Linked DNA regions of Homo sapiens: regions 1, 2 and 3 are each linked to region 4. The links are chromatin loops, found by intact Hi-C in ENCODE. Cell type or tissue: heart right ventricle. All regions are shown on one strand. Links, peaks and the distances in the headings refer to the core of each region. The heading gives the core; the rest is flanking DNA. Region 1 overlaps PKD1L1 (polycystin 1 like 1, transient receptor potential channel interacting). Region 2 holds the start of C7orf57 (chromosome 7 open reading frame 57). Region 3 overlaps SUN3 (Sad1 and UNC84 domain containing 3). Region 4 holds the start of LOC105375271 (a long non-coding RNA gene).

What was found. A loop is a pair of places that touch in the nucleus more often than their neighbours do. Peaks named below come from ENCODE experiments on the same cell type or tissue, not always from the same donor. Only the 100,000 strongest peaks of a DNase experiment are listed, where the experiment ranks them.
Region 1: it touches region 4 in a loop (2.6-fold over the local background); 3 of 110 quality-filtered maps call a loop at or near these places.
Region 2: it touches region 4 in a loop (9-fold over the local background); 41 of 110 quality-filtered maps call a loop at or near these places.
Region 3: it touches region 4 in a loop (8-fold over the local background); 93 of 110 quality-filtered maps call a loop at or near these places.

What each region holds. Positions count from the first base shown.
Region 1 is chr7:47,803,049-47,810,834 of GRCh38, reverse strand. It overlaps PKD1L1 (polycystin 1 like 1, transient receptor potential channel interacting), which reads left to right. Exons shown (of 57, transcript NM_138295.5): 51 at 1,258-1,362; 52 at 2,448-2,588; 53 at 7,491-7,625. The region is part of intron 1 of PKD1L1-AS1 (PKD1L1 antisense RNA 1); the gene reads right to left. Among named protein-coding and RNA genes, the nearest start is that of PKD1L1-AS1, 12 kb to the right of the region's middle. In heart right ventricle, for the core only: no CTCF peak of the experiment used is centred there; DNase peaks (open chromatin) are centred at 3,364, 3,924 and 4,464.
Region 2 is chr7:48,030,569-48,038,354 of GRCh38, reverse strand. C7orf57 (chromosome 7 open reading frame 57) reads right to left here and starts at 2,812. Exons shown (of 9, transcript NM_001100159.3): 1 at 2,725-2,812; 2 at 1,992-2,147. The coding sequence starts at 2,046. It also overlaps a transcript of SUN3 not described here. RefSeq lists a silencer at 2,654-2,933. In heart right ventricle, for the core only: a CTCF peak has its summit at 2,950; DNase peaks (open chromatin) are centred at 2,228 and 2,894; H3K4me3 peaks cover 1,431 bases; H3K27me3 peaks cover 3,829 bases.
Region 3 is chr7:47,988,750-47,996,535 of GRCh38, reverse strand. SUN3 (Sad1 and UNC84 domain containing 3) reads left to right here. Exons shown (of 10, transcript NM_001030019.2): 7 at 390-505; 8 at 2,054-2,221; 9 at 7,656-7,748. Among named protein-coding and RNA genes, the nearest start is that of HUS1, 13 kb to the right of the region's middle. RefSeq lists enhancers at 4,362-4,591, 5,777-6,617, 6,618-7,459. In heart right ventricle, for the core only: CTCF peaks have their summits at 4,425 and 4,629 (motif pointing left); a DNase peak (open chromatin) is centred at 4,595; H3K4me3 peaks cover 983 bases; H3K27ac peaks cover 1,088 bases.
Region 4 is chr7:48,106,622-48,114,407 of GRCh38, reverse strand. It overlaps UPP1 (uridine phosphorylase 1), which reads right to left. Exons shown (of 9, transcript NM_003364.4): 7 at 7,326-7,535; 8 at 6,901-7,047; 9 at 5,672-6,190. The coding sequence ends at 6,051. It overlaps LOC105375271 (a long non-coding RNA gene), which reads left to right and starts at 33. Exons shown (of 4, transcript XR_927253.3): 1 at 33-380; 2 at 1,176-1,316; 3 at 2,495-2,615; 4 at 2,704-3,233. In heart right ventricle, for the core only: a CTCF peak has its summit at 4,055 (motif pointing right); a DNase peak (open chromatin) is centred at 4,057.

The DNA.
Region 1 (7,786 bases), core at 877-5,876, 300 kb after region 4:
AGTCCACAGTACCCAGGGTCTTGGTGAGATGGAATATGTCCACATAGCTTCACTGAACAATCCAAAACACCAGAAGTCACTCTGAGTTATTCCTTGGGAACTTTCCTGATTTTCTGCCTGTAGTTGACTTTTCTGCTATGAAGAACTAAGTCCTGCTGACTCTTCAGGTCAAGGTTACTTTGCTTTAGCAGTGAAGAGAGGGGAGTCCCAAGAGGTTTTAGACTCTAGGGACTGTTCAGTGACCCGGTAAAGGCTGAGATTTGTGTAGAGCTCAGCTCGCGCTGGTGTGGGCGCAATGGAGGGTGGGAGCATGGGCCACTGGTCAGGGTCTGCCTGGGGGAGACACATAAAGTACTTACCTTGGGCATCAAATTTAAGGGGCACCACAAATACTTGGTAATCAAGGTGAACAGTATTCTGGTGCAATATTTATAAACATCAGAATTCATATCAAAAAATCATATTGGACAAAATATGGAAATTGTAAGCAATGGCAGGATCAGTTTTCCTGATAGTTTCTTTGCCTCAGGCTCCAATAAGGCTCAGCACAGCACTGCTGTTAAACACCTTGCAGCACCCAAAAGTGAACCCTGCTTTGATTATGTGTGTAGCTCCTTACAGCGGGCCAATGGGACACAATGCACATAACTCCAACAGAGGACAGAGAAGATGCATAAAGCCCTGCTGATGTGCTTCAGTTCCTTGCAAATCCATAACTAAATTTGAGTTTGGGTTAGTGATTAAAGGCATGAATCAACAGGTAACTCACCACTGGAGAGAGAATCACATAGAGAACTTTAAGAAAGTGCTTATAAGGGAGCTTTAGAAGACTTTACTTGGCTGAGAAAACTAGTATATATATGTATATATAGTTCATATGTTATCTATTTCACATGTACACAGAAACTCACTCTTTTGAGCAGTGCCAAGGAAGGACTGGAGGATCAGCATGGAGGTCGGGAGGCCTGGTGGCCGTAGATGCCCATACTCCGTGCTTTCCCTGAGTGCAGAGACCATCTTGGGTTCTAACCCCTGGCATGGAGTTTCTGTGAGTGCTTGACTTGTGGAGAGGCACCAAACACCCCAAGTGCCTACTGAAGAGCAAGTTTAGGATTAAACCTCTGCAGAACAGGAAATGGGCTTGCATCCTAGCTACTCAAAGGTGATTGGCAGGGGAGCTGGTCACATGTTTAGACCTTCAAAAAACAATTTATCAGCATTCCTATTGATCTTGTTTGTTTACATTCTCTCCACCAGCTGGTCTTCCTGGCACTCAGCCTGATCCACCTCTGTGTTCAACTCTACCGTATGATGGACAAGGGCGTCCTCAGCTACTGGCGAAAGCCAAGGAACTGGCTGGAGGTAGCCTCTCTTGTGTCATTTTCTTTTGAAAAATAACAATAAACTGTTTATATCTTGAAAAAATAATTTAAATAAGAAATTGATTATGCACTAGCTACTGCCAACATTATTGCAGTTTTCTCCCTCTGTAGTGTTAATCTCAAAACAGCATTTGAGATCAGGTATCATTTAGTGTTGTTACAGTTACCGTCATGTACCACACGAATTTCAGCCAAGGTGGTGGTCCCATAAGATCTTATGGTGCTAAGAAATTTCTGTCACCTAATGACATCTTGATTCTGACCTTGTATGTAGGCCTAGGCTAAATATGTCTGTTTGTATCTTAGCTTTTAATAAAGAAGTTTAAAAATAAAAAATTAAAACAAAATTTTTAAAAATAGAAAAAACTTTTGGAATTAGGATATAAGGAAAATATTTTTTGTACAGCTGTACAGTGCATTTGTGTTTTAAGCTGTGTTATCATAGAGTCAAAAAGTTTAAAAAAATTAAAAGATTTTTAAGTAAAAGGGTTACAGTAAGCTAAGGTTAATTTATTACTGAAGAAAGAAAAACGTGTTTACAAATTTAGTGTAGCCTAAGTGTGCAGCATTTATAAAGTCTACATTAGCGTACAGTAATGCTCTAGGGCTTCACATTCACTCACCACTCACTCAGTGCCTCACCCAGAGCCACTTCTGGTCCTGCAAGTGCCATTCATCGTAAGTGCTGATACAGGTGGATCATTTTTTACCTTTTGTACTGTATTTTTACTGTATCTTTTCGATGCTTAGATATAGTTAGATACACCAGCACTTACCATTGTGTATGATTGCCTCAGTATTCAGTACAGGAACACGCTGCACAGGGTTGTAGCCTGGGAACAATAGGCTGTCTCATATAGCCTAGGTGTGTGGGACTGTCTATGTTTGCATAAGTGCACCCTATAATGTTCCCCCAAGGACAAAATCACCCAGCGATGCATTTCTCAGAAGGCATCCCTGTAGTTAAGTGACTCATGACTGTAACTTACAAACGCGTGTCACATGGGGTGCCAGGTAAGCCCTTCCTCAGGAGCCATCTGAGGGCCTTTCTCTTGGATGTTCCAGCTCTCCGTGGTTGGAGTGAGCCTCACCTACTATGCAGTTTCCGGCCACCTTGTTACTCTTGCTGGAGATGTCACTAACCAGTTTCACAGAGGACTTTGCCGAGCATTTATGGACCTCACCCTTATGGCATCATGGAATCAGGTACACGGTGTGCTCAGGGCCATGCAGATAGAGGCCATGCACTGTGATGCCATCCAAAAGGCAGAGGTCACACAAACTCTAGAAGGTGCGAGACAACAGATTTGTTTGATATCGAGAGATGATGCTCTGAGCTGGCAGATGGGAGTGGCCAGGACAGTGAAGGGCCTGAAGAGCTTGAGACATGCTTTGAACACTGGGGTATGTGGATTCTGCGTGGAGCAGAACTCAAGAGCCTGGAATTCCCCCAGTGCCTCCAGGGGACGCTAAGGGGCACAGGAAGCAGGTGTTGATGCAGCATGGAGGAAGGAGGCTAGCGCTGACTTGCTTAGACACACCATTTTCTCTCTTCATTCTGGCGACAGTCATAAATGCAGGCAGTATTAGCCACTCTGCAAGTGAAGACACCAAAGCTCACAGAGTATCAGGTCCCTCAATAGAGAGAAGTCTGGTTTCAAAGTCCCTGTACCTCCTTCCCCTAGGCAGCCCTTCCTGCAGGGAATGGTTCCCCACAGGGATGGGGGCTCCTACCAGGAGGACCAGGCAAATGTGCACAGATGGGCCTGGACGAGCCCTGGGGAGGGGGCTGATGAGATGGGGCAGGATCCCCCCACAACAGCATGGGACGCTGCCTTCCTGTGGTGGTGGAAGATGAGCCCACATACTCTGCCTCCTTGCCCTGCTGCCCTCAGATCTAGCCCCTCCCTAACCCCCTTGTCCTCCTTTTCCCATCTAGAGGGTGGTCAGGGCCCCAGGGCCACCCCCAGGGCTGGGTGAGTCCTATAGCAACCTAGAGAACAAGGGCCAGTTCCCCTCCATCTTCAGGCCCCTTCTCCCCAGGTCCATTCATCTGCCCCACAACCTCCCTCTCACCCCTTGGCTCCTGTCCGCTGTGTAAGGAGAACCAGGCAGGATGAGGCTCGTTTCCTCTACACTTCTGCTTCCTCCACCAGTGCCCCAGTCCCTGCCTCTTTGTTGGAGATCATTTTGTTGCAAGCAAGAGAAACTCCCTAGGCTAGAGGAAAGAAACAGGTTCTAAAGGAGCCCAAGCAGAAGATTTGGCTTTTCTCCTGAAGTGAAAGAATACATGAATCTGATGAGACAGAACACTCGCACAAGCAAGGCAAAGCAACTGTCACTCACAGATTGGCAGGGACAGCAGAAGCCTGGGCTGCATGGTGAGCCAGTGCCCCCACCTCAGGAAAGCTGACCAGGGTGGACAGAGTCCCGTCTGTGTGTGTCCCGACAGAGTCCCGTCTGTGTGTGTCCCGACAGAATCCTGTCTGTGTGTGTCCCGCTTGCACCAGTTCAGAGAGCCTGGAAAGCTGCCTGCCCTGAAGTTTCATAAGCTGGGGGAACATAACATGCTGTGCTAAAGTGTTAGAGGGCATCCTCTTCTTGGAGGAACATGACCAGAGCCCACGCTCTTCCATGTAGTTCCTCCTTATCTCCGGATATTGCATTCCTAGCACATTCAACAGTTATTGTGAGAACTATAAGCAATAAAAGGGGAAGAGCTGGGCTGGCCAAGGCCAACCAGGGACCTGTTCTGCAGGCACTTATCAGCATCTAATGAAATCTGCATTAAGCAATTATTTGGTTTACTGTCTTCCCCCACAAGGCTGGAAACTGCAGAATAGAGAATGTATCTATTTTGTTCACTACTGCTCCCCTGGTACCAATATTAGGGCCCGATGAGGACTGGCTGCTTAATTTATTGGCATCTCTCTCTGGGACAGACAGCAGGCTTCCTGGTCTACCTTTTATAGTATAGCTCTGCTAGTCAACCCGCTTCCTACTATTTGAGTTCTGGCTTACCCATGTAACTGTAGTCTTGCATGGTCCTGTGGGCTACAATGCCGACATGCCTGACACTCCCTTGCCTGTGCTTAAAGGCCCACAGATAGCGGCCAGCTTTCTGTCTCTCAGTGCACAGCTTACAAGAGCATCTGATTAGTCACTGATTGGCCAGCAGGTGTGGGCCTCAGGAATAGGGGGCAGAGTGAATGTAGGATGTTCTTTTCACCTGATGCGGACAGGGGAGGTTTTCTAGAAGCATGACTAGGGCAAACATGAATCTGGTCTACATACTGACCTGGTGACTTGCAGTAAATAGCCTCCTCCTGACTTCTGACCTTGGGAAGTGAGTTCATCCTTATATCCCTTTTCCCCACTGATGTCCTATCTTTCTCATTATGTTCCCTGCCCCTGCCAGAAAAACTTACCTGGGGAGAGCCCCTCTTCCCTGGGGATCCTTTCTAGGGCAGATGCCAATTTCCAATTCCTCAATTAGCTTCTGAGAAGAGCTGACATGTATTGAGGTTAGCTCCTGCCAGGCACTGCATAAATTCTATATAATCACGTGTATGTTGAGCTATCCAACCATCTAATGAAACAGGTACTAGTATGCCACCCATCTAGACCGAGGCTCTGAAAGGTTAAGCAACTGGCTCAAGGTCACTCACATTGATATAGGAGCTGCACTGGAATTGGCCTCTGGTCTTGGGGTCCTGGGTAACTGCATTCCTAAGCACAGAACTATAATGCAATGGAACGGCCCTCCAAGGACATGGTCCACATTGTCCTGACCCAGGAGTGCTCAAGGCAGGAACCTGTATCTCACACCATTCAGCTCTGTTGCTGTGTTGCTGTGTGTTCAGGGCCAGCTTTTCAGAAATGTGCAGTGTAGACCATGTTTGTCTTCTGAGGTGCCCTCATGTACCCGTCTCTGTTCTGGCACCTTGGCCTCTGCCCACACTACGGCTTTCCCTCCTAATTCCACTTCTGTGGGCACCTGTTGTGCTGTTTGTCAAATTATTCTCTGTAGAGACAGTTAGAGGAATTTAGCTCTAACTTCAATGTAGGCTGCATCCCAGGTGCAGGAAGAACGAGTCATCTTCAAGATAAACACAAATGACTTTCTAATGATGGAATTTAACACCCAGGATTAAAGAACTATGATTTGAGTGTGTGAAAATGAAAATGCACAGGCTTTAGAATCAGCAGACCTAAAACTCACTCCCAGCTCCTCTTTGACCATGTGCCATTGGGCAAGTTTCTTAACTTTCTTCAAGTCTTAATAAGGTAGAACTATGATACATACCTTGGGGGTTTTGCTAGGATTTGAATGTGTGTGTGTGTGTGTGTGTGTGTGTGTGTGTGTATTTGTACAGGCACATTCAAACATATCCTTGGAACAGCTTGGCACCTAGCAGATGTTCCATAAATGAAAGTCATAATAATGGCAATTACTCAGAAGGCTTTATGGCATCCCTCAATCAGATGGAGGCAAGAAAGCGGCCCTTCCACTCTGTCCACAGGAGGTTTATAGCCGTGTTGTCCAATAGTCACCACTAGCCACACATGGCTATTGAGAACTTCAAATGTGGCTAGTCCAAACTGAGATGTGCTGTGAGTGTAAAATACTCACTGGACTTCATAAACTTAGTATGAAAATTAAAAATGTGCTGGGCGTGGTGGCTCACGCCTATAATCCTAGCATTTTGGGAGGCCAAGGCTGACAGATTGCCTGAGTTCAGAAGTTCAAGACCAGCCTGAGCAACATGGTGAAATGCTGTCTCTATTAAAATGCAAAAAAAATAAAAATAATAATAATAGCCACTATGGTGGCATGTGCCTGTAGCCCCAGCTACTCGGTAGGCTGAGACAGGAGAATTGCTTGAACTCACCAGGAGGCGGAGGTTGCAGTGAGCCGAGATCCTGCCACTCAAGCCTGGGTAACAGATTGAGACTCTCTCTCAAAAAAAAAAAAAAAAAAAATTAAAAATGTAAAATATCTCAATAATTTTTATGTTGGTTACATATTGACATGATGCTATTTTTTATGATTTTACATGTACTATTTTAAACAAAATATATTATAAAACAAATTTACTCTGTTTAATTATACTTTTTAAAACATGGCTACTAGAAAATTCTACCCATAGCTTGCATTGCATTTTTCTTGGCCGGTGCTGGCTAAAGCCCCATTCATCCCCCATTCAACCATGTGCGGCCCTGCCTGCTCTGAAGGGAACCCGAGGGGTGACAGCCACTCACAGCTTCTCTAGGTTTTGGTTGTCAGAAGTCATTGTTGACTTTGTCCCAATTACTGAGGAAATAAAACAAACAGAAAACCTTGATTCATTGCCCATATAGATTTTAAACCATCCAGCTGTCATTTCTTTTCTCTTGGGCTTATAATTTTGGTGAGAGCATATGAGATCATACACCCAAAAGTACTTTCCCCATAAGCCCCTGGTAGGGAGGGGAGAAGGGAGCAGCCTTCCTAGAGGCCTTGTGAATGTGGACGAGTCCATAAGGCTGTTTGCCCCTGGGTCTGCCATGCCCCCCAGTTGTACTATGTTTGTCTGTTCACACTGTTTATCTGAGCCGTAGACTCTAGAGATATAAAGTGGAGTGCCTCCCGTATTTGCAAGGATTACGTTTTTAAAAACCTACTTGGAAAGTGTTGGTGCCCTATTCTGTACATGTATCTGGGGGAAAGGAAATAAGCATGCACTAAATACTTCTTTGAGTCCCCTCTGTGGTGATGATTTTCTTATAGCCCAGTAGACTGAGGCGCAGACAGGGAGAACAGACGTGGGGTGGACAGAGTCCCATCTGTGTGTGCCTGCTAGACCTGCTCCATCCTGGTGTTCAAAGAAATGGCCAGGCCAGAATTCAGAGCAGGTCTTCTCAAAATGCGTTACGATTTGTATTTACCCCTAGTTCCAACTCATTCTCCTCTGCAGACATCTGCACTTGATGTCCCTCGGAGACTCATGGGTCTATATAACATCATCAAATCCAATGAACTCTTTATGCATGACTGACAGCTGTGAATATGTCTGCACCTTTCAGTGACTGGCATGGCACACTGACTGTTATGTTCTTCTGTCTCAGAGGGCTCGATGGCTCCGGGGAATCCTCTTATTCCTCTTCACATTAAAATGCGTCTATCTTCCTGGCATTCAAAACACAATGGCATCCTGCTCCTCCATGATGCGCCACTCACTCCCCAGCATCTTTGTAGCAGGGGTAAGAACTCTCCCCTTTATCAGGTGATTTCCCTTGTAAACCATTGATCTGTGTACTCGTCAGCCTTTCTCAAGGGAAAAACAAACTGCTCTCAAGGTTAAACACCGTCTAGAATTCCAGTCTTCTAATCCCTTACAGTGTGGTTTTAGATAACTGATATC
Region 2 (7,786 bases), core at 1,021-6,020, 75 kb after region 4:
CTGTTGGTTATTTTGGTTTGGAGAATGCTGACTATTACAGTAGATGCACAGGAAAATAGTACTGAATAAATTGATTTATGTAAGCACAGAGAAATGAGAAGTAACCATCCTTTAAAGCTAAAAGCTTAGACATTGAATTTTTAATGGATGGTATTTAATACAGACAATCTTTTAAGTATGTAAAAGACATTAAATAGCTGAATCAACACTATATGGTTTCGAAAAGGAAAGAAAAAAATTGGAAAAGATTTAAAGAATTGCACAAAAGATCACAGAGAATCAATTTAAGAATGAATAAGAGAATTTAGCAGCTTCATACTCCGATCATATTCAGTTCAAATATTTTCTATTTGAGAGAAGGCGTTTGATTGTTGCATTATTTTTCCGCTCTGTGTTTTGATTACTAATTAATCCACAGAGAACAGTGTGTCTTCTACCTTCTTCTCATTACTGGAAGCTGTGGACAGGCACTGAACTCGAATCTGGTTGGCCATTTGTAAATGCATACAAAGGAGGCACTCAGAGAATGAGGGCCTGGATCAGTAAGAACCATTTGTGACCACCTCACACACACGCACGCGCGCGCACACACACACACACACACAGAGGGTTAAAGGGACTAAGAGTTATCTCAGCTTTTATCATGCAAAAAATTGTTGGCACTTGTACAATATCAGTCATTTACTATCCTATAGATTTTTTATATATATATATAGCCTTCCCTGCCTTCTCATTTGCCATATATTAGTACTCTTATTTAATCAGTGAGGAAACACAGTCTGTGACAGTCTATGAGATGAACTGAAGATCCCCCAGCTCTTCTGGTCTCTAAGGCACAAGGCAGTGTGTTATATGTTCACATACCCGCAGGGGCACAGGCTCCTGCTTTAGGCTGCTGTGGCCTCACAGAACAGCTGTGGAGCCACTTACGAAGTGTGTGACCTTGGGCAAATTACTCCAAACTCTATAAAATGGGGGTAATGTTACCTTGTAGCATTGTTATGAGGTTAAATGAGTTAGTGTATATTAATACAAAGCACTTAGAACAGTGCCTGGCAGTTGTTAGTGTTCCTTACTGCTGTTCATACAGACAAGGTCACTAGAAGGCACCCAGAAGTCACATAAAGGCTCCAGAGCCTACTGGGAAAAGGCAAATCAGCCAGGCCTTCTGTGCTGTCCCCTTTCCAATCCCCAGCATGGCCACACTATCTTCAATAGTGGTCACAAGGTAGAGCTCTGGGCTAGCAGCATGTTTAGAGTATGAAGAAGGGTCACATTTGGTTCACTTCTGAGCAAATGTGCTGGCTCCAGGGTGCCGACCAGCTGCAACTCAGCTGTCCCAGCTGATCCCCAGGACCCTCTTCTCTACCCTCCTACAGCCTTTCACAAATAAAAAAGCAATAGCAAAAGGAAAAAAAAAAAACCCAGAAGACAGCATCTCAAGACTTCTTCTTCCTTCCCCTCTCCTCCACTTCAAACCCTGGCACATAAGAAGACATGAACCTCACTGAATTCCTTTTCCTGTATCCAGACACTAAACCCAGAATGTATATTTAACTTGCTTGGGGTCTAAAGTAGGAGCAAGGGCTAGGGATTCAGTGAAATTCCTAGGGGATTCTGCTAGAGAAGAAACTTCCCAGGTCAACATTCAGGAACGCAGTTGTGAGAATTGTATAGGGTTGAACTATGACAAAGAAAATTTCCAAGGGATCCTGTTGCTCCAGATTGAACCAAGATAGGTAGCCTTGGTTCTCTCTTGTTGAAAATAAAGAAAAACAAGACTCCCCCCACTCATATTTAAGTCTTGATTTCACACTCAGGCACAGGAGCAGTTTGTGGCTTTCTTTGACTTGTTAGTTTTATCACTTGGTCCTCCATCGTTCACACCCCCCTCCAGCCCACATAGAGGACGTTGGGTCCACAGCGTGTCTAGCAAGCAGAGTGCACGCACCCAGCTCTTTCTGGCCGGGACGCGCTCAGGGCGCACTCACCGCAGGGAGCGTAGCGGTGCGTGGCGCCCTGAAGTTCCTTGCTTGTGTTCCTCATGGTCAGGCGCTGCACGCTGCGGGAAAAGACAGATGCTGCCGGACCTGGTGTTCGCGGGTGCGCTGGACGCTGCCTGCTTGACCAGTTGCCAGGAGCTGCAGCTGCAAAAGCAAAATCCGCGCGCCCGCTCTGGGTCGGTCTGTACGCCTCGCCCTGACACGCCTGCAGGCGCCTTACGATCGCCTAGCGCTGGCACTTCCATGCAGGGTATACAGCAGGGGGCATGTCCACGCCAGGTAAACAGAAGGGAGCACATCACGCCGGTATACAGCAGGAACACACGCACGCCGGGTAGACAGCAGGGCACGTCCACACAGGGTACACAGCAGGGACGTACGCACTCCGGGTACACAGCAGGGGCACATTCACGCGGGGTATTCAGCAGAGACACGTGCGTGCGGGGCACACAGAGGGGGCACGTCACGCCGGGTATCCAGTACAGGCACGTCCACGCCAGGGACACAGCAAGTACAGAGAGGATAAGCAACAGGTAACCAAGGGGCCGCGGGACTTGGGCAGGCTTGGAGATCCCGCCCTGTGCTCATCCCAACCCGGCGACAAGGTGGTCCCCTCCCTCCAGCCCCGGCGCGCACTGCCCGCACTGCGAGCTCCGCACAGTGGACAAGGCCCGGGACCACAGTGGGCGCCCCCATTGTCCTCCAGCCCGCTCAGGCTCACCAGCTCCCCGCGGGTCTCCGTGGGTGCTGCCCGCGGCGCCCGGCGTTGGAGTTTTTACACGGCTGGCTGGCTGCAGCCAACCAAACCCAAACTCCCAGCGCGCCGCGGAACCACAACATCGGCGTCGCCAGGGCAACGGCTGAACGGCCAACCGGCGGGCGCGGCTGGAGCACTGTCAGCCAATAGGGGAAGCCTGAGGGGGAGCGGTGGGCCAATCAGGGCAGGAAGCGGAGCGCGGGCGCCGCCTGTCAACTGCCCGTAGCCCAGAGCCGGACCAGGGCAGGGCAGCGCAGCGATGCCACGGGGAACCGGGCGGGACGCAGCGGGGGTGGGAGCAGGGCCTTACTGTTGCAGGGGTGTGGGGGCGTGGGGACGTGGGGACGTGGACGCAGGAAGAGAGTCAGGCCTCAGTCCTCCTCATGCCGCTCTGGCTGGGAACCACAGTTACTGTAGAGCGGTCCAGAAAAATTGGGGACATGCATCACGTTTTCCAAATAAGTATAACTGTCTCACCCTAAAAACACAACAAAACAAAACACCCCACCAGTATACAAAAATAAAACATAAAAAGAATTTACTAATGAGATGCAGGAGTAATGATTCACTTAGTAAAGGAATCCTTAATTTTAGACAAATTTGCTTGCAAATTTCTCATCTAATGCATTTTTTTCAAGACTAATAAGTATTTGGAAATTGTGTGTCGATAATAAAATTATCATGTGAACATTCTTCCTTATATCTTATTTTTTGAGAATATTTCTGTTTTATAAGTTGAGAGACTTTTTTTAAAGCTCTTAACCATATTTATATGGAATCGCGTTTAGAACTCCAAACACTTGGCTTAAGTGTAAACTTGTTGCCTGCCTGGATTTTGAGATCTACAGAAAGTACAATGAGTATATTACCAATGGTGCTTCATGGGAATGAAGATTATCTATCTGGCATATGCTTGGTGAGGCCAATAGACACCAACAGCTATGGCGCAGTTCAGTAGGAGACACTTTTGATACCCAGAAAGCCCTATACAACCCTGGCAAAAATAATAAGGGCTACTTACCCGGTGGTAACCGCTTGTGAGAGTTTGAGGGGATAAGTTGATACAGAGAACATTCAAAGAAATCCTGTTGTTCCAACGACTGCAGCAACAGTTAGCAGCCTTGGTTTTCTCTTGTTGAAAATTTTTTTTTAAATCAAGACTTTTCATAATGGTGGGTATTTGACAACTTGAACTGAACATGAGTCTGTTTCTGTTACACGAGTATAGCCTTAGAAATCTAGCAGGAGACAGGTAATATCAGAATTGGTTAAAGAGAAGATAGTTTTTGTGCAGGAATTAACTCTAATTCTGTGGTTTATCCTGCTCTAATATAATATCATAATGAATTCTAAGCATCTTCAGTGGTCCAGTCATGAGTAATCAAGACTTCATACTGCAATGTCAAATGTTTGTTCCACTGCATATACACGCTCTTAGGTTATTGCCAAGCATGACAAATGCTTTTGTTTGTGCAAGTCACAGCATCCTCTAGCTACGGGATTGTATGGTCAAGAGAAGTTTATTTATTTATTTAGAGACAGAGCCTTGCTCTTGCTCTGTCGCCCAGGCTGGAGTGCAGTGGGGTGATCTTGGCTCACTGCCACCTCCACCTCCTGGGTTCAAGCAATTCTCCTGTCTCAGCCTCCGGTGTAGCTGGGATTACAGGCACGTGCTACCACGCCTGGCTAATTTTTGTATTTTTAGTACACATGGGGTTTTGCCATGTTGGCCAGGCTGGTCTCATACTCCTGACCTCGTGATCCACCTGCCTCGGCCTCACAAAGTGCTGGGATTACAGGCATGGGCCACCGTGCCTAGTCAAGAAGGTTATTCTTTTTTTTTTAATTGATCATAATAACTGGAGCTGTCATGACCAAAGAGCATCTCTATTCTCCATTGGATTAACAAAAAAGTACAGCATTCATCCAAGTTGATAACCTTCTTGACTGGCTGAAATCATAAGTTCAGTGATAATGAAGTGTTATCATTCCTTAGAAGAAACTTTTTATTTTATTTTTATTTTATTTTTTTTGAGACAGGATATTGCTCTGTCATCCAGGCTGAAAGGCATTAGTGTGATCATGGCTCAGCGAAGCTTTGAACTCTTAAGCTCAGGAGATCCTCCCACCTTAGCTTCCTGAGTAATTAGGAGTCCAGGCCCACAGCACCACATCTAGCTAATTTTTAAATTTTTTTTAGAGACAATGGTCTTGCTATGTTGCCCAGGCTGGTCTCCAACTCCTGGCCTCAAGGAATGTTCCTGCCTCAGCCTCCCAAAGCACTGGGGCTCTAGGCATGAGCCACCACACCTAGCCAACTTTTGACTTTTGCAGTGTGATTGAAATTACAAATATTTGCAAACCAGATCAGACAAGAATGTAGGTAATGATGCCATGGAAATTAAAACATGATACAAGAATAATTTATTTATAATAAGAATATCTCAATGTTTTTATTTTCTATACTTTATGACATAATCATCTTTCTACCACATAATCGGCCTCAGTATTTAGAAAGATCCAACATTCTCTGACATATATTTTCACTTTATGCCTAATTTTTTCACTTTACTTGTAGATATGCAGATAATCTCCTGCTTATGAGCATTTTGAGAAGAGGAAAAATGTATTTGAGTACAAATTCTGATTTTTCAAAGCCCTCTGGCCCTTCCTTCCTGCCTGGTCTCTGTTGGTTTACCCATGTTGTTGGCTGAAGCTAGTTTATTTAAACTTTCAGGACACATCCTCCATTTGTGCTTTTCCATCTCTCCCACTTTTGCCCTGCCTTGTTACTGTCTGTTCCAATCTCAAGCAGCTGAAAGCCCTTGTATAATTCCCCTCTCCAACCTTCACCTCTGTGAGCTCAGTCTTTCCCTCTAGAACATACAACATAGTCTCACCAGGGTTCCACCAACTGGAGGGGCTTTTACATTTTGTGCTTTTTTCTGATAATCTGAGTAATTTAAAGACAAGGTTTCCTTTTTTGATATATATTTATGTATTTCAATGTTATAGCAGTTTGGGTTTTCAGCCTCATTGGAGAAACAAGATCATCTTCTCTTCACACAGGAGAGAGACTGGATTTCTTTGACTCTGCAGTGCTCTGCATGTTAAAATAATGGCCTTTTTCTTTGGTTGAAATTTTTAAAGACACATTTTGGATTTTTTCCAACTTTATTGAGATATAATTAACAAACAAAACTTCTATGTTTCAGTTGTACATGTTGGTTTTATACACATGTACGTTGTGAAATAATTACTACAATCAAGCTAATTGACATATTCATCATCTCACTTAGTTACCTTTGTGTATGCGTATGTGGGGTAAGAACACTTGAGATCTATCTACTCCCTCAATACATTTCAAGTATACAATACAATGTTGCTAACTGTAGTCAGCATGCTGTACATTCGATCCCTGGAATGTATTCCTCTTGTAACTGAAGCTCTGCACCTTTTGACCAACATCTCCCCATTCCCACTCCCTCTGCCCATCAGCCACTGGCAACTCCCATTCTACTCTTTGCTTCTACACATTTGACTTTTTAGGCTCCACATATAAATTAGATCATACAGTATTCACCTATCTGTGTCTGGTTTATTTCACTTAGCATAATGTTCTCCAGGCTCATTCATGTGGACACAAATGACACAATTTCCTACTTTTTATGGCTGAATAATATTCCATTCTCTTTCTCTCCCCCCACCACCACCACACACCCACCGTGTGTGTGTGTGTGTGTGTGTGTGTGTGTGTGTGTGCATAAATCACATTCATTCATCCATCAATAAACACTTGGGTTGTTTTTATATCTTGGCTTGTAAATAGTGATACAATGAACATGGAAGTGCAAATATCTCTTCAACACACTGATTTTATTTCCTTTGGATATATATACCCAGAAGTGGGATTGCTGAATCATAAGGTAGTTCTATTTTTAATTTTTTAAGGCACTTCCATACTGTTTTTCATAATGAGTATACCAATTTACATCCCACCAACAGTATACAAGGGTTACATTTTCTCTGCATTCTTGCCTACACTTATCTTTATATATTTTTGTTTGTTTGTTTTAAGATTAACAATTTCTTTAAAATATGGGGTCTGGCTATGTTGCCCAGGCTGGTCTCAAACTCCTGGGCTCAAGCAGTCCTCCTGCCTCAGCATCCCGAGTAGCTGGGATTACAGGCGTGTACCACTTTGTGCAACACTAGCTGTTTATCTTTTTTATAATAGCCATCCTAACAGCTGTGAGGTGATATCTCATTGTTGTTTTGATTTACATTTCCCTGATGATTAATGATGTTGAGTAGCTTTTCACATGCCTGTTGGCAATGTGTATGTCTTCTCTGGAAAAAAATGTCTATTTAGGACCTTTGCCAACTTTTAAATTCAGTTATTTGTTTTCTTGTTATTAAGTTCCTTTGCTGTGCAAAAGCTTTTTGGTTTTTGGTTTGATGTGGTTCCACTTATTTATTTTTGCATGTGCTTTTGATGTCATATTTAAAAAGTCATTGTCAAGACCAATGTCAGGGAGATTTTTTCCTTGTTTTCTTCTAGGAATTTTATGGTTAGAGGTCTTATGTTTAAGTCTTTTATCTATTTCAAGGTATTATTTGGGTATGGTGTAAGATAACTGTCCAATTTAATTCTTTTGCATGTGAATATCTACTTTTCCCAGCACCATTCATTGAAGAGACTACAGTGTCCTTTCCTTATTGTGTACACCTGACAAACTTATCAATGATTAGTTGGCTGTATATGTGCGGATTTATTCTTGAAAAATACACATAGACTTTGACCCAGAAGTTCCTCCTCTGGGTATATATCCTTAAAGATATATTCACACATATGGATAATAACTTAAATACAAGATTACTATTGCACATTATTTTAAATACCAAACTGCCCATCAATATGAGACAGGCTAAATAGCCTATGGCCCATTCACCCAATGAAACACTATTCAGTCATAAATAAATGAGGAAGATTATCTCAAACAATCAAAACAACTTCCAAGATACA
Region 3 (7,786 bases), core at 1,645-6,644, 120 kb after region 4:
TTTTCTGCTTTTTTTGTTATTGAGTGAATGGGAATGACAGGAAGTCTCATTTATCACATGAGCTGTTAAAATATAAAGATCTATATACGTTTTTAGGTGATACAGAATCCATATAATATTCTCATCTCTAATTTACTTGCCTCAAAATTCAATTTTTTTAATCATACATTTTGTGAAACTAAACAGAACAAACTAGTTTTCTTCAAAATGACAAAATTTCAGTGGTAGTGAAAACTGTCATACTTTTCCTATCAATTCCTGAGTATGAATTTTACCTCGCTTATAATTTGCCCAGTAATAATTTTCTAGAGACATTGTTAAAATTCAAATGATGTGTTTTGAATTGTGTATGTTGTTTCTTTATTTTACAACTTACTTTATAATTTTAGGAGCCTCCATCATTGAAGCTGGGACCTCAGAAAGTTATAAAAATAATAAAGCAAAATTGTACTGGCATGGGATAGGTTTCCTAAATCATGAAATGCCTCCAGATATTATTCTTCAGGTAAAGCTAAATTAAGAATCACTTATTTCTATTTTAGAATTTTGTTCTTATTATTTATCATGAAAATGTTAATTTTAAAAATGGAGGCAATATAAGAGTGTCTGAACTTGTCACAGAATCTGAAATCATCTCATTATATTTTTATAGTCAGTACACTGCATGAATTATGTCTTATTTTATGGTCAGTAAACTATGATTAATTATTTACTTATTTATCATTTTAAGATTAGTAAACTAGATTATTTTATTTTCAAGTAAAACATATACATTCCATGTCTTTTCTGTAAGTTGATTCTGTGACCATCCTTTTCCATTGAAAACTTCAGTCATTCAACAAACATTTGTTGAAAGTACTTGTCTCCTAAGTGCCAGTACTGTACTATGTTAAGTGCTATTCAGACCACATGTTCTTAAGTCTAATTATAACAGGAGAAATCTCCAAGTAAGATCCCCACCAAACTTTTCAGTTACAGTCTAAAGGCAGTAGCCATCAATAGACAGCAGAGCACCTCTCAACTTTGATCCATACACCTGAAGTTAGTTGCAAATTTAGAACTTTCAGGGGTAAAACCCACTGATCTTATTCCAGGCTGTAGTTTATATCTACAAAGTAGTAGACCTCATTTTTCTTCTCTACCACCATAACCACCACCACCACCCCCATCTCCATCAAAACCCTCATCTTCATCACCACCACCAGCACCATCTTTCTTCATCACAACCTCCATGTCCATCACCATCACCGCCACCACCATCACTGCCACCACAGCCACCATCACTGCCACCACCACCACCACCTCACCATCTTTCTTCATCACCACCCCCATGTCCATCATCATCACCACCACCACTATCACTGTCACCACCACCACCACCATCACTGCCACCACCACCACTACCTTCATCACCACCATCACCACTACCACTTCAATTATCACCATCACTATCACCACCACTACCATTACTACCATCACCATTACCTCTACCACCACCTTTTTAGGTGATACCATTGCCATGACCACTATTGCAATCACCATCACCACTACCACTTCAATTATCACCATCACTACAACCACCACTACCATTACTACCATCACCATTACCTCTACCACCACCTTTTTAGGTGATACCATTGCCATGACCACCATTGCAATCACCATCACCACTACCACCACCACCATCACTGTCACCTCCACTGCCACCATTATTACCACCATCATCACCACAATGATCACAATGGTCACCATCATCATCCTCACTACCACCATCACTAGCCTTACCAGCACCACCACTCATGCCCTCTAGCTGCCTTATAACAGCTTACAGTCTAGTTAGAGCAATGAAAGAAAACATGCTCATATGATAAAGGGCTCTGATTGATATAAGCATACAGTGCTCTGGAAGAACAACCACACTAGAGGTGCCTTGGGAGTTTTCCTATTTGATAGGCATAAGAGAGATCTGCAGTCAATAGTGATTAGCTGACCAGTATTGTGGGAATGGATTCACATAACTAGTTAAGAGATTAATTCAGTGTTTTCTTTCCAGCCGGATGTCTACCCTGGAAAGTGCTGGGCTTTTCCAGGTTCCCAGGGTCATACCCTAATCAAGCTTGCTACAAAGATCATACCAACTGCTGTTACCATGGAGCACATCTCAGAGAAGGTGTCTCCGTCAGGAAACATCTCCAGTGCACCCAAGGAATTTTCTGTCTATGTAAGAAGCTATCTAAATTTGTCATTCAGATTGGCCTGATAGAAGGTGGTTGGCTAGGAATTAGGGGCTGTCCTCTGAACTAGGACAGATAACTAGTTGTGTCACTTATTTCCTGGACTTCTGCTTTCTCACCTACAAAGAGAGAGAGTTGGACCAAATGATTTATATTATTATTTTTACTTTTATCAAAGTTATACATGTATAAGTAAAAATCAAATATTTCCATAAAGTTTGTAAAGAAACAGTAATTCCTTGTCCCACTTCTCCACATCTCCAATTCTCATTATCCCAAAGCTTCTACTTGCAACAATTTTAGATGTTTATTTGGGTACTTGCCTCCATGTTGGCTTTTGCCATTATTTCCTGATTTTTCAGTTTTGATTATGACATCCTCTCATTGAAAATGAAGATTAACTCTTTTCCATGGCACTTCCATCTTCCCAAAATATTTATGTCTTAATTTAAAAAACAAAACAGGTTTCTGGAGATGTAATTCCCATAACAATTAATTCACCCATTTAAAGTACACCCTTCAGTGGCTTTTAGTGTATTCACAGAGTTGTGTATCCATCACCATAATCAATTTTAGAACATTTTTCTTACCCTAAAAAGAAACCCCATACCCCTTAGCCGTCACCTCCTATTCCCCTAGTGTACTCCTCCAGCCCCTGGCAACCACTGGTCTACTTTGTCTCAATAAATTTACCTATTCTATACATTTCATATAAATTGAATCATTTATAATGTGTGATCTTTTGTGAATGGCTTCTTTAACTTTGCATACTGTTTTCAAGGTTCATTTATGATGTAGTATGTCTCAATATTTCATTTATTTTTTATTGCTGAATAACATTTCATTGTATGGATATATGACATTTTATTTATCTATTCATCAGTTGATGGACATTTGAATTATTTTCATTTTTTTGGTCATTATGTATAATGCTTCAACAAACATTCATGTACAAGTTTTTGTGTGGACATGAGTTTTTGTTTTCCTTGGGTGTATACCTAAGACTGGAATTCCTAGATAGCATGGTAAATGTAGGTTTAACATTTGAGGCACTGCTAGAAGACTGTATTATCTTTTTGTTCAAGCAATACTCAATGTTTTCACAGTGACTATGTGAACAAAACAGCTCTCAGTTGAGCTATTTAGTGTACTTAAATACTACTTTCTTCCATTTTTTTAAATGTTTCTGAGTGTAATAATTGCTTTACATTTTTTTTTTCTTGAGACAGGGTCTCAGCTCTGTTGCCCAGGTTGGAGAACAATCACAGCTCACTGCAACTTCAAACTCGTGGGATTGTTTTTTAAATTTTTTAGTAGAGATAAGGGTCTTATTATGTTGCCCAGGCTGGTCTCAAACTCCAGGGCTCAGGATCCTCCCGCCTTGGCCTCCCACAGTGCTGGGATTACAGACGTGAGCCACTGGTGCCCAGCCTATTTTTCTTTAATTTGCTTAGTTTTCTGCATTCCTATTACTAAAACTTTCCCAAATTCTTCTTCAGAAGTACAAATATTCCCCCATTATGTTGATTCACATCAGATAACTTATAAATTTCTTCCTTTCTTTATTCCTTCCTTCACTTTCTTTTCATTTATTTTCTTTTTTTTTTCCCAAGATATCCCTCTGGCGCCCTCAGCATTTTGCTCCAGCCTTGTTAGGTAGGCCTGATGCACAACTGTTGTCGTGGGATTTCACTCATGCATCCTGAGGATTCAACTTACTGTCTAATTTATTATTTTTAAAAAGTGTTTCTTCTTTCCCTTTTCTGCTTTTTGTTCCACCTTCTGGAAGATCATATCAATTCACATTTTAACCCCTCTACGGAAATTTTCATTCCTGCTGTCATGATTATACTTTCTGAGACTTCTTGTTTCTATACATATTCCCTTTTTTAGAGCCTATATTTTTTTCTTTTATGAAGGCAGTACCTTCTCTTATGCTTCTGAATATATTAACTGTAGGCTTGTCTCATTTTCTTCTGCTCGCTTCCGGGTCTGGATTTCCTAGCCCCACTTTTCCCCCTTGCGGGTAGCGTCTCTCTGTTTCCTGTACAACACTTTTCTCCCATGTCTGTGATGCTTGTCACATGAATTGCTAGGCGGTGCAAAGCCGGCAGGAAGCTTTGCGCGCACGGTGGGGCTCATCCGTCGTGAGTTTGCAGCGGGAATCATCTGGTCGGGCCATTTCGTCGGGAGTCACAAGTGTGCTATCAGGAGAGCTGACCCTGAGAGGACTCCTGCAGTGCACAGGAGGTGCCAGCCTGGCCCACCACACCATGAGCTGCTGGGGAGAGGAGGGCCGCGGGGTCACCACTTTGTGCAGAGGCCATGCTCTTGTGGGCGGTTCTGGGGCGGCGCCGGCAGTGGTCTTAGAGATGGGAGGAAGAAGAGAGCCCTCTGCTGGGCCAGGCGGGGCTGGAGGGGCGTGGAGGCGTTGTAACTGCTTTTTGAAATGACTGTTAGCTAAGCCGCAGATTTGGGCTCCTTTCCCCCACACTCCCCCTCACGCTTTCACCCACACGCTCCCCACATGGACACCCTCCTCCGGCCTTCCTGGGAACCTGCCGCTTAAGTCCTGCGCTGCTGGGTCCACGTACAGCCCGAGTAGTTTGTGTTCTTTCTCTCCAGGCGCCATTTGGCCATCTTCACTTTTTGGTTTTTCTGTTTGTTTGTTTTGGGGTTTGTTTTGTTTTGTTTTGTTTTGTTTTTTGGTTTTACTGTCTACTCCCACTTTTGCCTTATATAGGTTTATGCCTTCAATTATGATCTTCCCATCTGGAGGAGGGCCCTGGGTTAAACAGCCTGCCTTATATGTCACCCAAATGCCTCTACATTCCATATCTGGAGTTTCAAAACAAAGGGCTGCTGTCCTTTCATAGAAGCCCACACCACCTGCAAGTGGTGTCTCTGAAAAGTTGAGTTTGAGCAGCTAAGTTCCATCTCAGAAAGGTGAACACGTTCATTATTTAGACAAATTATGGGTGAATCCCAAAGGCAGGAATCCTTTAGTAATAAAAACTGCTTCTCATCATTTTCTTCTACATTAAAGAATTTATGAACCAAGTAAAATTAAAACAAGGTGATAAAAGGACTGGGCGCAGTATCTGCTCCTGTGATCCCAGCTCCTTAAAAGGCTAAAGCAGGAGGATCACTGGAGCCCAGGAATTCGAGGCCAGCCTGGGCAGCATGGCCAGACCCCGTTTTTTTGGTTTGTTTTGTTTTGTTGTTTATTTGTTTTTTATTTTAACTTTTATTTTAGGTTCAGAGGTATATGTGCAGGTTTGTTATACAGGCGGTAAGTAGTAATACCCAACAGGTATTTCTCTGCTCCTCTCCCTCCTCCCACCCCCCACCCTCAAGTAGATCTCAGTGTCTGTTGCTCCGCTTTGTGTTCATGTGTTCTCATTATTTAGCTCCCACTTACAAGTGAGAACATAGAGTATTTGTTTTTCTGTTCCTGTGTTAGTTTGCTGTGGATAACGGCCTCCAGCTCCATCCATGTCCCTGCAAAGGACACGATCTTGTTCTTTTTTATGGCTGCATAGTATTCCATCAGATCCTGTTTCTTAAAAAAACCCAACAAGGTGATAAAGGAGGTAGAAATAAAACTAGCACTCCTGTCTTAAGCTAAAGAGAATATATGAGGCTTGAGTCATGTGTACATATGAAGGGGTGGCCTGCCCCTCCCCACCTGTGGGCGTTTCTCGTCAGGTGGAACGAGAGACTTGAGAAAAGAAAGAGACAAAGAGACAAAGTATAGAGAAAGAAGAGTGGGCCCAGGGGACCAGCGCTCAGCATACGGAGGACCCGCGCCGGCACCAGTCTCTGAGTTCCCTTAGTATTTATTGATCATTATGGGGTGTTTCTCGGAGAGGGGGGATGTGGCAGGACAATAGGGTAATAGTGGAGAGAGGGTCAGCAGGAAAACATGTGAACAAATGTCTCTGCATCATAAGGTAAAGAAAAAAGTGCTGTGCTTTTGATGTGCATATACATAAACATCTCAATGCCTTAAAGAGCAATATTGCTGCCAGCATGTCTTACCTCCAGCCCTAAGGCGGTTTTCTCCTATCTCAGGAGATGGGATATTCAATCGGGTTTTACACCGAGACATTCCATTGCCCAGGGACGAGCAGGAGACAGATGCCTTCCTCTGATCTCAGCTGCAAAGAGGCCTTCCTCTTTTACTGATCCTCCTCAGCACAGACCCTTTACGGGTGTCGGGCTGGGGGATGGTCAGGTCTTTCCCTTCCCGTGAGGCCATATTTCAGACTATCACATGGGGAGAAACCTTGGACAATACCTGGCTTTCCTAGACAGAGGTCCCTGCGGCCTTCCGCAGTGTTTTGTGTCCCTGGGTACTTGAGAGTAGGGAGTGGTGATGACTTAACAAGCATGCTGCCTTCAAGCATTTGTTTGACAAAGCACATCCTGCACAGCCCTTAATCCATTTAACCTTGAGTTGACACAGCACATGTTTCAGCCAGCACAGGGTTGGGGTAGGGTTACAAATTAACAGCATCTCAAGGTAGAAGAATTTTTCTTAGTACAGAACAAAATGGAGTCTCTTATGCCTACTTCTTTCTACGTAGAGACAGTAACAGTCTGATCTCTCTTTTCCCCACATACATATATAATTGTGAGTACATTATGTAACCATGATGTATCCAACTCTTTTAATAAAAATGTTATAGTTTGATATTAATATTTTTATTATAAAATGATTTAATGAATGTACTGTTTATTTTGCTGTGTTACAATTTAAGGAACCTAACAATAAACTTCAGATTCACAAAATAAATTAGTTTGCACCAGTGCGTTATCCTCTCACAAATCTTCAATTTGAAGGGTAGAGAAGAACAAAAAGCACAAGAGAAATTGCATACAAAGAAAAAAATCAGTGTTTTTGTCAGTCAACGGGAGCTTACTTTTCAGAGGAAATTATTTGTGTGATCAAAATCTGGCAATGGGCTTATGTTTATCTCATTTTGGTAAACATCAGTTCAGTATGGCGACGCATTTTTATTTTATTCAAAGTATGCTTATTGCAAATATAGTTATCAGGTCAAAGTTAATGTTGGGATTTGCTCTATATGTATGTATCTGTCTTCCATCTATCAGCTGTTTGTCAATCATCTATCTTCTAACTATCTATCTATGGATCTATCTATCTAGCTCTCTATCTATCTATCTATCTGTCTGTGTGTCCATCCATCTTCTATCCTTTTAGTCAGTCCCGTGATCAGCCTTGGGCCTCATTGACCCCTTGTTAAATATCCTCTGGGTGTATAGGTTAGTACTGGCATGATCACAGCACTGTGCCCCTGGTGGACACACAGAGATATTTGGTGAATTGTTGGTTCTTTTTGAAAACACAACTGCATCCATTCATTACAATCTCTATATCTGTTGCTTTCTTTATAGGGCATCACAAAAAAATGTGAAGGAGAAGAAATTTTCCTAGGTCAGTTTATATATAACAAAACAGGAACCACCGTTCAAACATTTGAACTCCAGGTAATGTATGCTCTGGGAAATGATATGAGTAGCTCTAT
Region 4 (7,786 bases), core at 1,763-6,762:
AACTGCTGTTCAGTGAAGGGAGGAACCTGCCCAGACAGGCCTGGGAACCTGCCAGCAAGGCAGTCCACCACCACGTCCTTTTGCCTCTGGCCGCGGCACACTGGAGGGAAGCCGTGGGGCCCTGCAGGGAACCCTGCCTTGTCCAGACTCTGCAAGGTGCCTCTGCAGGGCTTCTGGCGTCCCTTCCACAGGAGCTATTTGCAACCCTGGGAATTGTAGAGAACTTCTGTCCTGCCTGGAGAGGCTTGACTGCCCCTGTGGGCCCTGCTGAGAGGCTGGCTCTGCTTCCATCTGTACTTCATGCTCCTCACTCCGTGTGAACTCCTGCCACTGGGACTGCCTCTGAGAACCAGTCACAGCACCTGCCAGCTTCCCTCATGGTGAGTGCAATTCAGCAGCTCATGCCTATAATCCCAGAACTTTGGGAGGCCGAGGTGGGCAGGTCACGCGGGTGGATCACTTGAGGTCAGGAGTTCCAGACCAGCCTGGCCCACGTGGCCAAACCTCATCTCTACTAAAATTACAAAAATTAGCCTGGCGTGGTGGTACATGACTGTAGTCCCAGCTCTCAGGAGGTTGAGGCAGGAGAATAGCTTGAACCTGGGAGGCAGAATTTGCACTGAGCTGAGATAGCACCACTGCACTCTAGCCTGGATGACAGAATAAGACTGTCTCAAAAAAAAAAAAAGTATTTTCCATGTGTAAGGATAAAATGATGAACCTTTCTTGTGGGAGGTAGTTGCTTCCCTCCTCCCTCCTTAGAGTGCCTCCAGAATCAGCCGGGTGAGAGATTTTGATTTTATAAAGCAAGGTCTAGGGCCTTCTGCCCCCTAGAACTGGGAACACATGCACCCAAATAACTCAGGCACCCTCGGGAGGCACGCAGGGACTGTCACAAGATCATCCAGTCACCCTTCAAGGAGATCTGGGGGAAGTTCTCATTTTTCCTCCACTTCACTGTGTAATGTAAGACTCCCTCCACATAGTCCCCTCCCACACGCGTGGAGTCTCAGCACACATAACTGGGGCTTTCTCTCTCCTAGACTGGACATGGAAAGGCCTACCACTGGCGGGTTGGCTTTATTTCCATAACACACATGTTCATTTCATTTCTGTATGGCAGTCATGATTTTACCCTTTTTAAAATTTTCTTCCTACAAAACATTCACTGAAAGAGACCCTAAAGGAGAACTCTTACCAGCCCCCACCCCACCCCACCGCAGCACAGACTACGCTGGGATGCCAAGGACTGACATTCATACCTGTGTTCTCCTCTCCTTGTGAAGTCCAGAGAACTGAGTGCTACTCTTTTCCTAGTAAGTAAACTTCTGCATGGCTGTGCATGTATGACAATGTGTGCATGAATGTGCATGGAAACGCACAGGTGTGTATGTGTGCACATATGTGAATAACACACTGTGGCCGCACAGTCCCAACCCTCACACAGACCTGAGCCCAGGCTGTGTCCTCATCTGGCATTTGGGGATAACACAGATGGGGAGAGGGCCAGGCAGGATCGCTGATGGAAGTTCCACACAAGGGGCCTGACAACGATGGCTCAATACATATTAGCTATTATTAAAAGCTCACATCTGCAGAGCTGATCCTACTCCATGAAAATCGGTCAGAAATCACTCTCCTTCATGTACGTGGTAACTGAAAAACTACTAAGCACCAGCAGAGCAGTACTATTTTCTTATACTAGCACTGCTTCCTTATTTTATAAGTTGAGCCTAATGTCTGGGTGGTGATTAATGAGATGATATTCTACTATTACATACATACCAAGGAGTACTGAAATATGAGTAAGCTGCAATGGAACCCAGAAGCCCTGATGTGAAAGTCATTCCTAACCTAGGAAACAGAACATCTTTGATGTCCTTGGGGGTCCCCCCTCCTCCCAAATGCACCCTGCCTCCCAACAGAGGAAACTCCTGATCTCAATTGGGGTTTCTCAATCCCTGGTGGAGTTTTTTCCCCTAGTCTTACAATGAAATGCACGTAATCCTAAACAACATATTGTTTAGTTTTGTCCATTTTCAAACTTTATATAAATGGAATCATGTTGTAGGTACTATTCTACAATTTGCTTTTTTCACTTAGAATGTTACCTGAGATGGTTCTGTACTGATGGTGAAGGTGTCTGCATTTATTTTCACTGTTTTTCATCATCTGAGCACACCAAACTCATTGCATTTGTTCTCTGGCACATGGATATTTGGGGACTTCTGGCTTTTGTTACCGAGGCCTTTGCAATTATGAACATTCCTGTCCATGTTTCCTGGGCCACATGAGTTCTCTCCATGCAAGCCCAGGAGCAGGAGTGGAATTACCGGATAATACAATATATGATGGACACCTGGCTTTAAAACGTGGCTTAGTGCTAGGCTTAAGGATAAAGGTATAGGAGACGCACAGCTCATGCTCTAACATATTCCACTGTCCCTATTGTCATTTATAAAGACAAACCATCATCTCATTGTTTCTGGTCAAGGTGGCATTGTCACCGCTGTGATGAGACTGGACCGCGAGGAGGCAGCAGGAGGAGCGTGGCCACCTCTGCAATTGACACCAAAGCCCAACCTTTTATGTGAGAGCGTGGCAGGCTTCCTGAGGTAAACTCTTGACTAACTCACTAGTGACGTGCTGATTTTCCAATTTACAAAGGGCTGGATAATTATTAACATTTTTTTTTCACATTAGTGGGAGGCATTCTGAGCATATCACTTAAGGACTGCACTAGAGGAAAACATGGAGTGAACTCGCTGACAACGATTTTTGAAATCCAGGGTAATTAGTTCCATCAGAACAATCCCAATTACATTCCTAATTCTCTCTGCCTTGCTGAAAGCACCGAAAGTGAACCATGTTGGTGTCATTATATTCCTGCTCAGAAGAGTCTTTATCACCAGCGCTGGGAATGGAGGAGGGGTTGAGGAAGGGGCCAGTGCCCAGGTTGTGGGAAGCCCCCACAAGGGGACCAAGCCAATGATACCAGCGTGGCACAAGGGCCTGAAAGTCAAAGAGTGGCCAGTGCGGGGTGAGGAAGGGGACCAAGTTTCTGGTCGTCTCCCGAGGAATTCAAGTAACACTCATGTGAGGACATTTATAACGTCAGCTCCAGAGACATCTTGGTAGCCAAATGAGGAAAGAAAATAACTTTCATCTGAGGAATTTGAGACCTTTCAAATTATTACAGCCAGAGAGACATTAAAATGGGACAATAAGCCAAACACAGTGGCTCACGTCTCTAATCACAATGCTTTGGGAAGCCTAGGTGGGAGGGGCGCTTGAACCTAGGAGGTCAAGACCAGCCCGGGCAACACACAAGACCCCATCTCTGCAAAAAAATACAAAAATTAGCCAGGTTGTGGTGGCGTGCACCTGTATTCCCAGCCACTCAGAAGGATGAGGTGGGAGGATTGCTTGAGCCCAGGAGGTCAAGGCTGCAGTGAGCTGTGATTGCACCACTGCACTCCAGCCTGGGTGACAGAGCAAGACCTTGTCTCAAGAAAAAGACATCAATCACTCCCCCTTTTTAACTATGTATTCATCTCTTGGAACTGCTTGCTATTGCCACAAGTAGCTATAAATTAACTTAATAATGCCACACTGAATACTAGAACCCACACTCTATGGCTTAACAATGTGTAGCCATTGATCAATATCATTTCTGTAAACCAATGAGAATTCCTGGCAGACAGCTGTGTATCAGCCCATTCCCTGTCCCTTTTACCTTTAAAAATCCACTTGTAAGTGCTGCTAATCAGAGTGTTCATTCAGGGGAACTTGAATCTATGTTCTTGGGTTGCAGTCTTCAAGCTTGGACCCAGTTACTTCTCTACTTTTACCAATTTTGCCTCAGCTTCTTCCTTTTAGGCCGACATAAACTAATCCAACAAGTTCATGTTTACTCAATCAGAACAAGATGTGTTGTTCAACCGGCATTTCCTGCGTGTCAGGGGGTATAGAGTTCACCTGTAAGGTCAGGGATGTCGCCCGATTAGATCAACAGAGATCCACCTGGGGGTGGCTGATGTGCACTACCTCACATAGCCAGCAGAGGGCAGTGCAGTGCCAATAGCTGCAGCTTGGCCATTGACACCTGTAGAAAGAATCTCATGTTCAGAAGTCATTTTACCTTCTGCCTTGTCCCGGAGGAGGGTGCTCAGGCCACAGGCTCTGTGACAGCTCCCCCAGCGAGACAGACTTCCAGGCAGTGCAGAGACAAAACACCTCAAAAACAAACTAGCCCTTTTCTTACTAATAGCAGCCTCCTCTTTAGCCTTAAATTCTATTTCTGTGTGGTTTTTTTTCTCTGCTTTATCAAAGATGTCCTCCTAGGAAGTGGCGGGCCCACCTGGCCACACTTGCCTGGGTTGAGGTGTGAAAGAAATTAACCTGCAAGTCCCCTACTGCCTGGGGCAATGGTCCGCACCTGCATCCTCAGCCTGCCCCAGAGCCTGGTGATAAACATCATCTGGTTGGTCAGAGGATAGAAAGGCTATCCCACACTGGGTCCTGCACCCACAGGGGCATGGTGACATCCAGTTGAAGTCTGGGGGCACTTGGTAATTTGGAGACAGATGAGCGCACAATAGTAGCAAGTCCAGCCCCTGCAGCTCGTGCTGGAGTGAGAAGCCAGGAGCAGAGCCTTTAGCATGCTGCCCTGGGTGCACAGATGACTGCACAGCCACATCCCAGGACCCTGAAGTCTCCTTGAGGGTTCCAATTTCTCCTGGACAGCTTCAACAAAGGGACCAAGAAGTGCTGAGGGAGAAATGGAAGGAGACTCACTCTCCACCCTAAGCAAATCTGTATTACAGACCCTAGAGCTTGAGAAGGTGGAAGGGAAGGAAGTTTTTGATTGGGACAAGGATCTCTCTTGCTCTTAGCACTTAGAAGGGCATGTGGGCTCAGTAGATGCTGAATGACCCTCATTTTGGGTTGAATCTCAGAATCACAGGGAAGGCACATTAAAGAGTGCACAGACCACACACATGCACCCACACCAAGGTCCCCACACACCTCCCTGGCCACTCCAAGTCACACAGCAAACTGCTAAGCAGAGCCCCTGAGCATGGGAGTGTCCCTCAGAGCCCACCAGGAAATAAGCCCATCTCAAGGACAGGAAACAATAAATACCAGAAAGTGGCCACACTGATGTGGGGAGAGTTGAGAAGTCAGCCAGGAGCCTGGGCAACCCACAAGCCAGTGAAGACCCAAGACCCAGCTGCCCCTGAGCTGGGGACCTAGGCCTGCCCAAGTAGCTGCTGCCAGACTCACCCGAGACAGACAGAGGGGCCACCCTGGATTCTCCCCTCCACTATAAGGTGCAACCGAGAAGGAAGCTAAGAGACACGGAGTCTAGGAATGTCAGTGTGAGGCCAGGAATGAATGCAAGGCTGACAAGCCATGGACAGAAACAATAGGACAAGCTGTCTTGAGCCCAGGTGTCCCGTTTCCCATCCCTAGGTACTTGGATCAAGACACTAGCATTGTGGACAATGGGTGGGAGGATTACTGTCGTGTGATTAAGCTGGTGTGGATGGTTTTGGGAATGTGTGTGACTATAATTTGGAAACTGTGTATATGCCTGTTTAGGTACGCATTATTTCTCAAACACCCCTGCTGTCTGCTTCATTGGTTTTCAGTCATCTCTCATTGCAAGTGGTGCATGGAATTTTTTTAATGTATCAGGAAATTAGTTTCCTGGCACTATTGTCAGATTTCTTGTTTAGTGACATGAAATCTGACTACCATTAGAATTTTAAAGTCTGAAAAATTTCCCTAGAAATAGTACAAAAATTTGGTAGAATGTTCTTGAAGAAACCCCAAATCAGGCTAACATCATTGAAAATGCTCCAATGAAACTTCAAAAGGAAGAACATCTCCCATGCGGTTAATCCAAGATTCTCTGTCTCTTAATCGCGATCTGATTTTCTAGATTCTTGTGTAAAGTGTGCTCAAAGTCCACACAACAGGGGATTTTGGACAATGCTTTTAATGGCAAGTCATCACAGCAGGTCTGCGGAGGTGCAGGGCAGCGCTCAGGCCTTGCTCAGTTTCTTCTTGATGAAGTAGCTCACCAGCCGCTGCGGCCTCTGCTGGTACTCGCTGAGCACATTGCGAGGGCTGCTGATCTGGTCCCCTTCCAGGCGGTTCAGGAGGGTGACACACACCACGGCCGCTGCAAAGGACAAAGACCACATCAAGGCAAGGTGCCGGGGGTCTAACATTTCACAGGGACGGGATGAAGAACCCACGAGCTCTGAGGAGCAGCCTCTCTGCCTCCTCAGGAAACCAGGCTGCCCATGCAGTCAGGCGGGGCCGGAGGATGGAGTGCGGGAGGGAAAGGCGCTGGTCCAGGGGCTCGGAAGACTCCTCCCTCTCTGACACCACCCTGCCCTGTCCCTCCCTTATTCTCGTGCCTGCTTCCAAAAGGAATTCACCATTCCAGGACCAGCTCAGGGCTGCAAGCACCACCTTGAAAGGCACGTTTTGGCCGAGGTGATAAGGGAATTCTGCAGAGCTGTGAGCTGGCCTTCAAGGGTGGCTAGTACCTTGAGGGTAGATGAACCACAATTCAGAAAGCCAAAGCGCTTTGAAAGCCGAGTTTTTTATAGACCTGGTGGCAGCCTCATGGGGCAGCAAAAGCTTTTTTGTCATTTTTCCTGCACAAGGTCACTGAGAATCCTGCATTTTGTCAGGGTGTGACAGTCAGACATTGAACAGCATTGTGGTGACAACACATATGTCAGAAAGTGACTTGGGGGCAGCGGAAACAGAAACCAGAAATGGGTATCGGGGTGCCCCAGGAGGAGGGGCCCCAGCGAGGGGCTCCAGGAGAGCAGAAGTGAAGGGAGGAGGGGACGCCGAGGCCCATCAAGTGCCGCTTACCTTGGAGGCCGCAGGCGCTGCACATGGCGGCAAACACCGAGGACTCCATCTCGATATTGCGGACGCCGGCTGCATAGGCTGCCTCCAGATACGCCTGCTTGTCCTTCTCCGTGTAGGAGCAGAGAGCCCCATCCAGACGGCCTTGCCCTGAGGCACACATGGAGACATGAGAACCACATGCATGTGAGAAGCTCCTACAACACATCAGCGCCACTGATGCCCAGAAGGACACAGGGACAAGCAAGACCCATCCAGGTCCTGCCTATAATGACCACTCAAACGGGTCATTATAACCACTCTGGGCGAAGTGTAACTGAGACAGCAGCCTGGCAAGTGGAAACGCCAGTCCACAGCGAGAAGGCAGGCTCAGGGGACGGACCAGGGTTCCCTGGCTGAAAGATGCCTCCTCGTATCCGCTGCCTCACCTTCATAGAAGTCCAAGGTGCACATGGTGTTCCCCACCACTGTGGTGAACTCGCTCAGCTCTGCAGAACACAGCAACAGCTCCTGCACCAGCTTCTTGTTAAGGTCCGTTTTCCGGATGACCCGCTTCCCCAGGACAATCTGCTCAAACTCTGCCTTGAAGCAGGTATCCACTGCCTGCTCTGTTATGACCACAGTGCCGGGCTCCAGACCTGAGGAAAAAAGCAGACATCAAGATATGCAGGGTGTAAAACAAAATAAAATTAAAGCAGGGCAGCCAGGGAGCACACAGCAGAGCATATGGAAGAAAGAAGCAGATCCACCCACACATCCAAACACGAAGCATCCAGTACTGTTCTCAAATACACAGTGACCCATTTTTCCCATTCAACTTTTTTTTAAGCTATGAAAGTAATTAATGCATGATCATTATGGACACTATGGAAGAGAAAGGCACAAAAAA